Regions from separate parts of the Mus musculus genome. Here region 1 is linked to region 2. A link is a loop called in an ENCODE intact Hi-C map of the cell type or tissue named here. Cell type or tissue: heart. All regions are shown on one strand.

Evidence for each region. Hi-C counts contacts between places; a loop is a spot of excess contacts. Peaks named below come from ENCODE experiments on the same cell type or tissue, not always from the same donor. Only the 100,000 strongest peaks of a DNase experiment are listed, where the experiment ranks them.
Region 1: a loop joins it to region 2, with 2.5 times the contacts of the local background. A loop is called at or near these places in 10 of 42 quality-filtered maps.

Annotation. Positions count from the first base shown.
Region 1 is chr17:45,746,443-45,751,442 of GRCm38, forward strand. It overlaps F630040K05Rik (RIKEN cDNA F630040K05 gene), which reads left to right. Exons shown (of 5, transcript NR_152153.1): 2 at 2,777-2,914. Among named protein-coding and RNA genes, the nearest start is that of F630040K05Rik, 14 kb to the left of the region's middle. In heart, a CTCF peak has its summit at 2,193 (motif pointing right); DNase peaks (open chromatin) are centred at 2,159 and 2,819; H3K27ac peaks cover 2,334 bases; H3K27me3 peaks cover 702 bases.
Region 2 is chr17:45,803,655-45,808,654 of GRCm38, forward strand. The region is part of intron 1 of Gm46607 (a long non-coding RNA gene); the gene reads left to right. Among named protein-coding and RNA genes, the nearest start is that of Gm46607, 17 kb to the left of the region's middle. In heart, a CTCF peak has its summit at 1,922 (motif pointing right); no DNase peak of the experiment used is centred here; H3K4me3 peaks cover 908 bases; H3K27ac peaks cover 1,804 bases; H3K27me3 peaks cover 4,854 bases.

The DNA of each region.
Region 1 (5,000 bases), 57 kb before region 2:
TGGTAGCAATGCCCAAATGCATAAGCGCTTCCTCCGACCTAGACTCCTGATGCTGGGGCTTCCCTGAGCGCACGAGAGCTGTGATTTCTTTTCTTTTCAACAAAGCTAAATTAGACATAGCTTCCCGGCAGGGTGGAAGTTTCCTGAAGACAGACCTCTCTTCTCTCCTTGCTTAGAAAGGAATGCCTCCTGGGCCAGGCTGCATTCCCTGAGGAAATTCTGTGTCTGCCCAGCATCCCAGGACCCTCTATGAGGACCAGCTGCGTCTCATCTCGCAGGCTATTTCCGCTATAATCTTGGAGACGGAGTTGGCCCCAGGACCCTTGCTTGTCTTCTTTGCCACTTCTGCAGTGCTTAGGGCAACTGCAGGGAAGGCGGCAGTCTGGGCACGGCTCATGACTCTGCCCCTCAGCCTCTCTTGTCCTGTGTGCCTCTCAGTCGGGACCCACGGCACGGTGGGGAATCCCCTTGGTTCCTTCCTTCTCTGACGTCCATGTCTGGCTCCCATGTCCTCCTGCCCACCCACGCACACTGTGGCTCTAATACGTAGGCAGAGTTTGGTCTCTGGGGAGGTGTGTCACAGATGTGGTGTCGTCTCCTCACAAGGCTGGAATGTAGAGGGGAAAGTGATCTCCCTCGGACAAGTGAAGTCATATAGCTCGCAGGGGCAGACGGGTCTGGGCTGGAGGTTTGCATCACCTTGCTTGCATCTGACTATGCACTGTCCCGTGGGTCAGACTCTCCAGCCCCCTCTCCTGTCTGGCCTCACTTCAGGTGCTTCAGTTTCCTGGGGAGAAGCCAGTGAGAACTCAAAGCCCCTGGAAGGCTACCTGTTAGAAGCATGAGCTGGGTGTGCCTCAGGGGCTGCCTAGAGAGGGGTGGGGTGGGGTACATCGGTGTCTTGAAGCTAAACTTGTATGCCAGGATGGAGCTATTTTGTGGGTTTGGACTTAGGGATGGGGGCAGACAGTGGGCTTCTGTGGGCCAGGCAAAGGGCAGTCTAATCAACCAACAGGAGGATGTGGTAAGTTCTACTACGGAAGGGAGGTGTTGGCACTCAGGAAGCATGCGTGTGTGCTCAAGAATATGGGCACATGTGCTTGTGCACCCACACATACATACACAGACACACACTCACACAAACACACATGCACAGACACACACAAACACACACACACAGACACGCACATATAGACATATACATTAACAGATACATAGGCACATAGGCATAGAGACACACATACATAGATACTCAGACACACACATGGACACACAGACACATACACACACATACACAGACACACACACAGATATACACACAGAAACACACAGACACACAAAGACACACACACACAGACACACATAGACAGATACACAGAGACACAGAGACAGACACACAGAGACACAGAGATACACACACACACACACACACACACACATACACACACACACATTTCCATCTATGTCACAGTACCCACTCCATAGGTGATGAGACCCTGGGTCAGAGAGGCCCTTTATTTTCCAGAGCACCTTGTATCTAGTTTTCAGCCTGTTCTGTCAGATCTCCAAGCTACCACACCCATGAGGTAGGAGCTCTTACCAGCTGTGTGGTTGAGATTTTCAATATCTCTGTGCTTCGGTTTCTCCAGATAATAAAGGGCAATACCTATGAGGCCTTGTTATGAGGACTGATGGGGATTTGTGAACTGGTGGCCTAGAGTGCTCACAGGAAAATGTGGGCCTCCATGTCTTCTTGCCCATCCTACCTTCTCCATCTAAAGGGAAAAGAATGATCAAGAGTTGGGACCTGGCCAAACGGGCTAAGGTTTCCTGGGGAGGACAGGAATGTATTTCCCACTGGTCCAACTCCTCCTGGGCCCCTGGTTACCTCCCCACAGCCTGGATATGGGCTCCTGACACGTACTGGGTGATAAGGGCCACTCAGCAGGCAGGACGTGGGCTACGTGAGGGACCAGTGGAGGCGGCTGTCTGCCGAGCCCAAGGGGCCAAGGCCAGGAGGCTGGGCCATGGGGTCCATTGTCTGCTCACCACCCCCTCTGGCGATCACAGGCTCAGGAGCAGGCAGCACCAGGCCCTTGGCAGAAGCCCGGTCTTGTTCCCCCCACGCAGGCACGTCCTGGCCCGCACGTCACTGGGCCTCCAGCCATGTTGGTGCTGGCCGTTGCTCTGCCACTGGCCTCTAGGGGGCGCTGCTTGGGCACCTAGGAAATTCCTTGCATGGTGAGTTAGCCACTGGGACTACATCTTGAGGATACTGGGGGGTAGCTGATTGACATAGTGCAAACCGGAAGAGGGCAGAGCAAGGATGCCTTTACTAGGATGCCAGGGCAAGGACTGACCCTGGGATGGCGCTTTGGATGCTGGTTCGCTGAAATGTCAGATTCCAGGTGTATAGGTAGACAGAGGCAAGGGGGTAAGAGCTGGCCCTCTCAGGTCTCAGTCTCCCTGGGTATGAATACAGGAACTGGAGAGAGTCCTCTCTAGGTGAATGTTCATCCTGTCTGGGCTCTGTCCCACCTGAAAGTAGTGGGCAAGATTGGACATGTTACAAAGCTGTGCCTTCCTCTCTCCTTCTCCATCAATGTTAGGTCATCTTTAGGGTCTCTGTGGTCCCATGCCCTTGGAAGTCCTTGAGGGATGCTTGGCAGCTAGCTTACTTTCTTCAGAGCCCCCAAACCCAGGCCTCCTAGGGCCAGGGCTGTGCCTCTGATCAACAGGTTAAAAATAACCCCCATGGGCTTTTCTCCCTCCACAGGAATGGTGTTTGTGTTGGCATCCATGGGCCCTGTAGCCCTGCCAACTCTCACAGCATGTGACACTGTCAGGAGACTGGAGGTGTGAGGCAGAAGTCAGCTGGAGAGGCTCCTGCGGCCGGCCGGCCGCCTGCTTCCAGGTGAGGGGACAGAGAAGAAAGAGGTCAGAGATGCTGGCAGAGCCACCTGTCATCCCAAAGCTGCCCACGAGGCTGGGAGCACATGCTGGGCAAAAACAAAGTTCCTTTCACAATGAGGAGGGCATAAACTGGGTCGTACCTAGGTGTGGGCCAGGCTCCCCTGGGTCAGCCAGGACACTCCCAGCCCTCATCCCAGAACTGCACTCAGAGATTCACAGGACTGCAGAACAGGGAATTCTACACTTGAAGTCAGAGCATCTTTTTCAAACCTCTGCCCAGGCAGGAAAAAAATGTCAAGCTCCATTAGAGAATATTTGTAGTTTGACCTGGATGCCAGGCTCAAAGCTGGCATACACAATTAGTCTTCCTACATCTGTCCACTGAGCCCGGTCTCTCTCTCTCTCTCTCTCTCTCTCCCTCTCTCTCTCTCTCTCTCTCTCTCTCTCTCTCTCTCTCTCTCTCTCTCTCGTCTTTCTCTCTGTCTCTGTCTCTTTCTTTCTCTTTAACAGAAGAAAGGTAAAAAGAAGTTAGGTGATTTGTCGTAAGTGGCTCTTAAACTCCACATCAAGACACCCCTGCCCTCCCACCCTCCACCCCCCATCCCCCATGTGTTTGACCTCACAGCCAGAAGCCGGCTGGTCGCAGGTCTATAGCAAAGTGGCCTCAGGCTTGGACCATTGAGGCTGCTCCTTCACCCCTGGACTTTGACCCACATCTTGTTACATCTACATCTTTCTTCACAGCAAGTACCCTTTCCTGGGAAGTCGGAATTCTCCCCCAGGAACCAGAGATCTCCTGATTATATTGACGTTAATGAAAGACTACTTCTCTTTTCCACCAGAGATGTGACGTCCCCATTGCCCCGCCCTCATCCTTACTCACTGTCATGGCGGTCACACTCAGACTTTAACATGAGGAATGTATGGAGGAGTGATTCTATCTGTTTCAATGACGTGCCCAACGTGGCTTCAATGTTGCCCGAGCCTTCTCTTCCTCAGGCAACAGGAGCTCAGCCCCTTTTCTTCCTGGGCTTGTGTTTGTCCTCCGTGGTGCCTGTGCTATCCTGCCTGGCCTCTGCAAGCTCCTTTGGGCAAATGGGGACATGGTTGGGGGATATAAGAGCTGACAGCACCCCTCCACAAGGGTTGCTAAGCAATGGGTTTGCAGTTTGTTGCCATCCCAGCAGGTCCCCCCACTCCCCTACCCTACATCCCAAGGATGCTGATATGGGTTTAAGATGTCTTTTGGGTCTCCAGGGGCTAGGGCTGGTGTTCCAGATAGGGAGTCCTATTTCCTCTTCTACACGCACATCCCAGGCCTCTCTGCTCCTCACCCTCCACTGGTGTAATAATGTGGCATGCACAGAAGAGGCGTTCCTTGCCAGAGTCTCCACATCAGCCAGGTGAGGAAGGGTCTGCTCTTTCCAGGTAAGGGTCCCAGACCTAGAGGGGAGCTCTACCTGGGGGTCCACCGGAGGAAAGGCTGTATCATTTAATGTTTGGTTTACATAAGATGCATGTTCTCACTCATGTGCTTGAACCCTGGAGGTAAGCACTCCTGGGGTAATGCAATGGTTAAGCGCTGGGAGGATCCCAGTCTTGTCTCTTATTGATCTACTAGCTTTCCACTTCCAAGGTCATCACAGTTCCCAGATGGCTTCTGGCACTCTAGCCAGCATGAAGGACAAAGACATCCTGAAATAGGAGCTCTCCCTTCTCTTTATAGGAACTTCCTGGAAGTTGTATTTACTTCTTTGTAGGAGAAACAGCAGGCCTCACTGACAAGGTGGTGGCTGCTTCTGCATAAAGTCAGGTGCTGCGCAGCCTCCCAGGTAACTTCAGCATGAGGGCCAAACTGAAGTCTGCCTGAGAGCCTAGAGAGTGGTGACACAGACAATGACAGCCAATGGGGAACTGCCACTTGGAGGACTCACTTGCTTGGTACCAATGGGATGATGGTGGAGGGTCTAAAGGGCGCTCCCTGGGAATTAATAAAGGTGCTTGATACTGCGATCTCACCTGCTCCCCACTCCCAGAGTCTGATCCAAGCTGCCTCATCCCCAACCCCCAAGGGCAAGTATGGTTGG
Region 2 (5,000 bases):
GATGGGGAAGGGGGAGGGGGACAGGGGAGAGAGAGAGAGAGAGAGAGAGAGAGAGAGAGAGAGAGAGAGAGAGAGCCATCTGGGAGGGATTCCTCATGCCCACTGAAAACAGTCACCATCCAAGCTGGCACCCAGTTTCTGTCTCCCTCCTACTAGGAGAAGAAATAGAGAGAGCTTGTGTCCAGGCACAGAAGGTGGCTCTAAGGTGACAACTGCTGGCTAGAAAGGTGGGCGGGTCTTGTCAATGTTCCGATGATTCTAACTATTAGACACAGCAAATCAGGGGGCTCTGTGGGGACCCCGTGCCTCCTGTAATGCCCAGCTGGGCTCCTAGGAAATGCTGTTGGGCCATGGGATGGATGGGTCATATCCCCTCACCCTTTACAAGAACCAGCCTTCTCCCTCCCCTCCCCCGTCCTTTAGAGACAAGGACTGAGTTATTCTTAGTACGTTTCATTCATCAGAGTATGACAAATGGTGTCCTGGGAGGGATGTGTGTGCACCACAGGGAGCCAGAGGGTGGAGTGCAAAGGTCCCATCCACAGGGAGAAGCCATTAGGTCTAGTGAGCTCCATCTGGAGGGAGATACAATCTGTCCTCAGGAATATCCACTCCGAGGGGACATGTGTCCCCAGGGAGTACAGGTCTGAAGGGACATAACCTGTCCTCAGGGAATACAGGTCTGAAGGAAACATGGCCTGTCCTCAGGAAACCTGAGTTTATGTAAGATACTCTCTGGTCCTCAGCAAGCCTCTGTCTGAGGAGACACGACCTGTCTTCAGGGAGTCCCAGTCTAAATGGGGGAGACTGAGTGCCTCTTCTTTGGGAGCCTCTGTGTGGGTGGGGAGACACAAGCCTCTCTTCCTGGGCTTCCCTGAAAGTCCACCCTGAGGGAGACAGAGAAGGTTCTGCCCTCAGGAACTGGCCTCATGGTAAGCAGGCAGCTGCCAGCCCTGCGGAGAATGGCAGCCCAAGACAGCATGGACTCAGGATAGGAAACACAGCTAAAGTGACACCCAGCCATCACTGTCACCAGAAATGGGGTGGCCTAGAGATGACAGAGGAGATGGGATCCCGGGGATAGGAGCACCAGGGTGTCCGAGGCTCTGTGGCTCACACCGCACACCCTGCTCCTCGCTGGCCCCCTTGAGTCCACAGGCTAACGCTGGTCAGCAGAGGGACTCTAGGCCTGAGAGGTGGGCATGACACTTTTTACAGGAGGGTAATTAACAAGAGCCAATGGTGCTTGCCTCACAGCCACCAGTAAGAGCTAAAGCTGACCAGGAGGGCTTTCCCCAGTCTTCTGTGTCCCAGGAGAAAAACAAGGACAATGTCGTTTCTCACATGGCCTTCTCTGAACTTTCCCCTAGGCTTTCTTGTTCCTGTCAACGAAATCGGGCCTTGTTCACTATTCTTTACTAGCAGAGAAAGTGAATCCGGGTGAGTCTTGGGCTTCCCAAGTCTCCCACCTCCAGGCCAGGGTTAGCACAGTCAGAGGACAGTCCTATAGGGTATGGAACAGCCCCTGAAGTGGCGGCAGGTGGAGCCTTTGCTGCTGCTGCGGACTTGAAAGGGGTCATGAGGGCAGGGTGCAGGTTCTAGGACCTGGAATGAGGGGAATGGGGCTAATGACAATGACAGCTCCCCTTGGTCCAGTGCTGCTGAGGCCACGGATGGCAGCGGCGGTGGGTAATTAGAACGCATCAGCCGTGGCCCAGCGTCCTGTAATTTCTCCCTTTTCATGCGCTCTGGTGTGATGTACGAGGTGAGGCGATGGCTGCTCCGCCGTGAGTCACCTTCGGAATCGACGCAGGGACGCAGGGGGCGGCAGAGGCCACGGAGAAGGGACTCCCGCGGCAGAAGGCCAAGGGTCACCTGCCGGCAGGGCTCTCGGCCTGGCCTTCCCTTGGGGAGCCTTGCAGCGGGGAGCAGTCCCACCTGCAGGGGGCGCCCTGAGACGGTTATCCTCCCCCCCCCCCAAGTTCCGGGGCGTCTTGCCACCCGAAGGCAGGTGCACTGAAGAAGAGTCGGGCAAGTGCATTGCAGTTCCTCCTAGGCTGGGATGCGACAGGTGTCAAGTCACAGTGCAGAAGGAAGGGGCTGCGAGTTCTGGCCCAGCTCTGAATCAATTCGGGAGAGCAAGGGGAGGAGCCAGCGGGGGGCTACCTCAGGGAGGGGAGTTTATTTATTAGCCAGATTAGCCCGCATTAATGGGGGCGCGGTGGTGGCCGGCGGCAGCGGGGACATAGCTGGCATAGCTGGCATAGCGGCTGGGCCTCCCGCGGTGCGCGCTCTGGAGGCTTCAAAGGGGCTTAAAGAGGCCCCCGGTGGCACTGCCATGGCCCCTCCGGGGAGGGCGTGGGCGGCGGGGGAGAAGGCCAGCATTGTGCGGGAGGATTAGGGATCTGGCCTGGAAGGAATTTTAAACTGCTACAGCTGAGCCCCAGGAACCACGCTTCCCCCAACACACACACACACACACACACACACACACACACACACACACACACACAAGCACACACAAACTTGCACGCACACACACACATATACAGTAGTCATGAGGAGCTGTGTTTGTCTGTCTCTCTCAAGCTGGACACTTGCTTGTTATTTGGCAAATAACACAGGCTATCCAGTTACATAGAATGAAGCTAAGTATAAGTATATCTCAAATGCTGTATGGGATATACTTATGCTAGGATATTTGTTGCCTTCTCTTCAGCTTAACTGGATATCTTCCACCCCCTCTAGCAGGCAATCCAGATACTTTCCCTGTGCCCAAAAAACATGTTTTTGGAATCCAGGATATTCGTAGTTCCCTGAGGGCAGGAGTCTCTGCCCCTTAGACTGAGAAGCAAGCTTTGGTCCATCAGAGCAGAGCTGAGAGTGGTGTATCTTTCCCACCAGACTGGGAACTTCCTGAGGTCAGGGGTTGATTTTTACCAGGCGTTTTAGAGAGTTTCAGGGTTAGCATCTGTTTCTAACCATGCCTGATTGTCCCTGGAGCAGGCTCTGTGGATTGCTGGAGGCCTCGTCTCTCCCAGAGCAGCGCTGGTGATCCCTGCCTGTACTAGTGAGTGTTCCTGACCACAGGAGGAGCCAGGGGCCTGGAGGATTGCCTTCCAGATGGGTCCTCCTTCTAGGAATCCAGCGTGGAGGTGCTCTGGAATGCTGAGCCTGGGAGTTTGGAGAAGAGCGTCCACATCCTCTAAGCCTTCTAATCTGTCCCTGGTCCTGGCCAGGGCTCTTGAAGGCCGCGTCTACCTGTTCCCAATTAGGTTGTGGAGAGAGTGAGGTTTGGGGGAGCTCTGAGATCTGGGTACCCAAGCTTCATGCCAGTCAAGTGTGCCTTGGTGCAGTGGTCCTGCTGGTCTCCTGGCTGCCCATGAGCATCTCAACAGATTGCCAGCCTTCTGTCAGCCTCAGCCATTCCCAAGGCCTTTGCTCCTGTCTGTGGTCTCCTTGCCTCTAGTATGCTCTGCACCCAGGGCAGCTGAAATCTTCATCAACCCGGACCACTCAAGGAGCCAAACAGGAATCCAAGGCTGCAGGGATGAGGTGGGGGTGGGGTGAGCAAGTCAGGGGAGCAGAGATAGGAACTGTGGTGTATCCCTTGCTCCTGCACCCCTCCTAAGGCCCCTCATGCCTCAGGGCATCTGAACTCTTCCTGGAAGCCGAGGGAAGGCCCTGGAAAGCCCTTTCCCACGGTCACAGCCTCAGCAACCCCCCCACTCCCTTGTTAACTATAGCCACCCCAGGCTTGCCCTCTGCAGGGTGCACCCACCCTATTGCTGAAGGCCTCCTCCTTAGGCTGAGTGCTTGCCGCCACCCGCCCGCCCGCCCGCCCGCCCGTGGTATCATCACCCCACTCCTCAGGCCGCCCAGTCATCAGGTCAGCAATTAGCTACTTCCTCCCAGCCACATGAGGCCACCAAACGTCACAGCCCCTCCTCCAGCCTCTGCTGCCAGCAGCAGGAGTGCTGGGGGTGCCCCCCACCCTTTGTAGTCAGTGCCAAGTCCTGGCTGCACACCCCCTCCCACAACCTACTGAGTGCTGCGGTAATGAGCTCCCATCTAGGAAGCTGGAAGCCGCCTGGCTGCCTCCTCCTGTCACCCCATTCTGTGGCCTGGGTGGGGCAAAGCTGTCTCGAGGGTGCTGGCAGCGGAGCTTGGGCAGGGCTGGAGACTTGGGTGTCCCTGACCCCACTTGTAAGTGGTTCCTCCTGGGGCCCAACAATCTGAGAACTGATAATGGCAAGTCTAGGAGAAGAGACAGAAAAGGGGGACACCTTCAGATGCCTCGGCATGCTCCTCAGGAAGTCCCCGTAGGCTCCCACACCCAGACCTAGGCATGCCCACAAGTACAAGCTGTTCACAATCCATCCGTCCTGCTGCAGTGGGGGATCCATGTACTCAGGCAGCAAGCCCATCACATAGCAGTGCCAGAATCAGGACCTGTAGAGGAGTCAGGGTTGAGGGAGGGAGAGGCAGACCATTGATGCTCCTGTTTGGGTTGGGGTGGGGGCGGAAGATATGATTGTCAGAGAGAATTAAAAATAAATCCAACGAATGTGTGTGATCTTAGATTACTTGGGAACCTGGAGTGGTTGAGTTTGAATAATACAAGGAGATGGGAAAAAAAAAAAAAAACAGAACTTGGTTGGAGAGTTGGGGTCTTGGTTCAGGGCTGGCCCCACATTGATGTAATGATGGGGGACCCTTTGGTATCCCATTACTCGGGTTTGTGGAGGTGAGTTTGCCTTGGGAGGAGGTGAGGCTGCCTGCCCTAGTCTTTTCTTGATTCCTGGCATCCAACCCCGTTTAGATGAAGGGCACAGGTGAGGGATGTGGGGGCGTGGCCAGATGCTGCCCTGATTGGCTTGGGGGTGGGGCCCAGGAAGGGTTGTCTACCTGCCCCACCCCTGAGTGGCTCTCTAACAAGTAGCCAAGAGCTGGCTTCTTGTCCTGGGAGGGGATGAGTCACCTAGCACCTCCCTGACCAG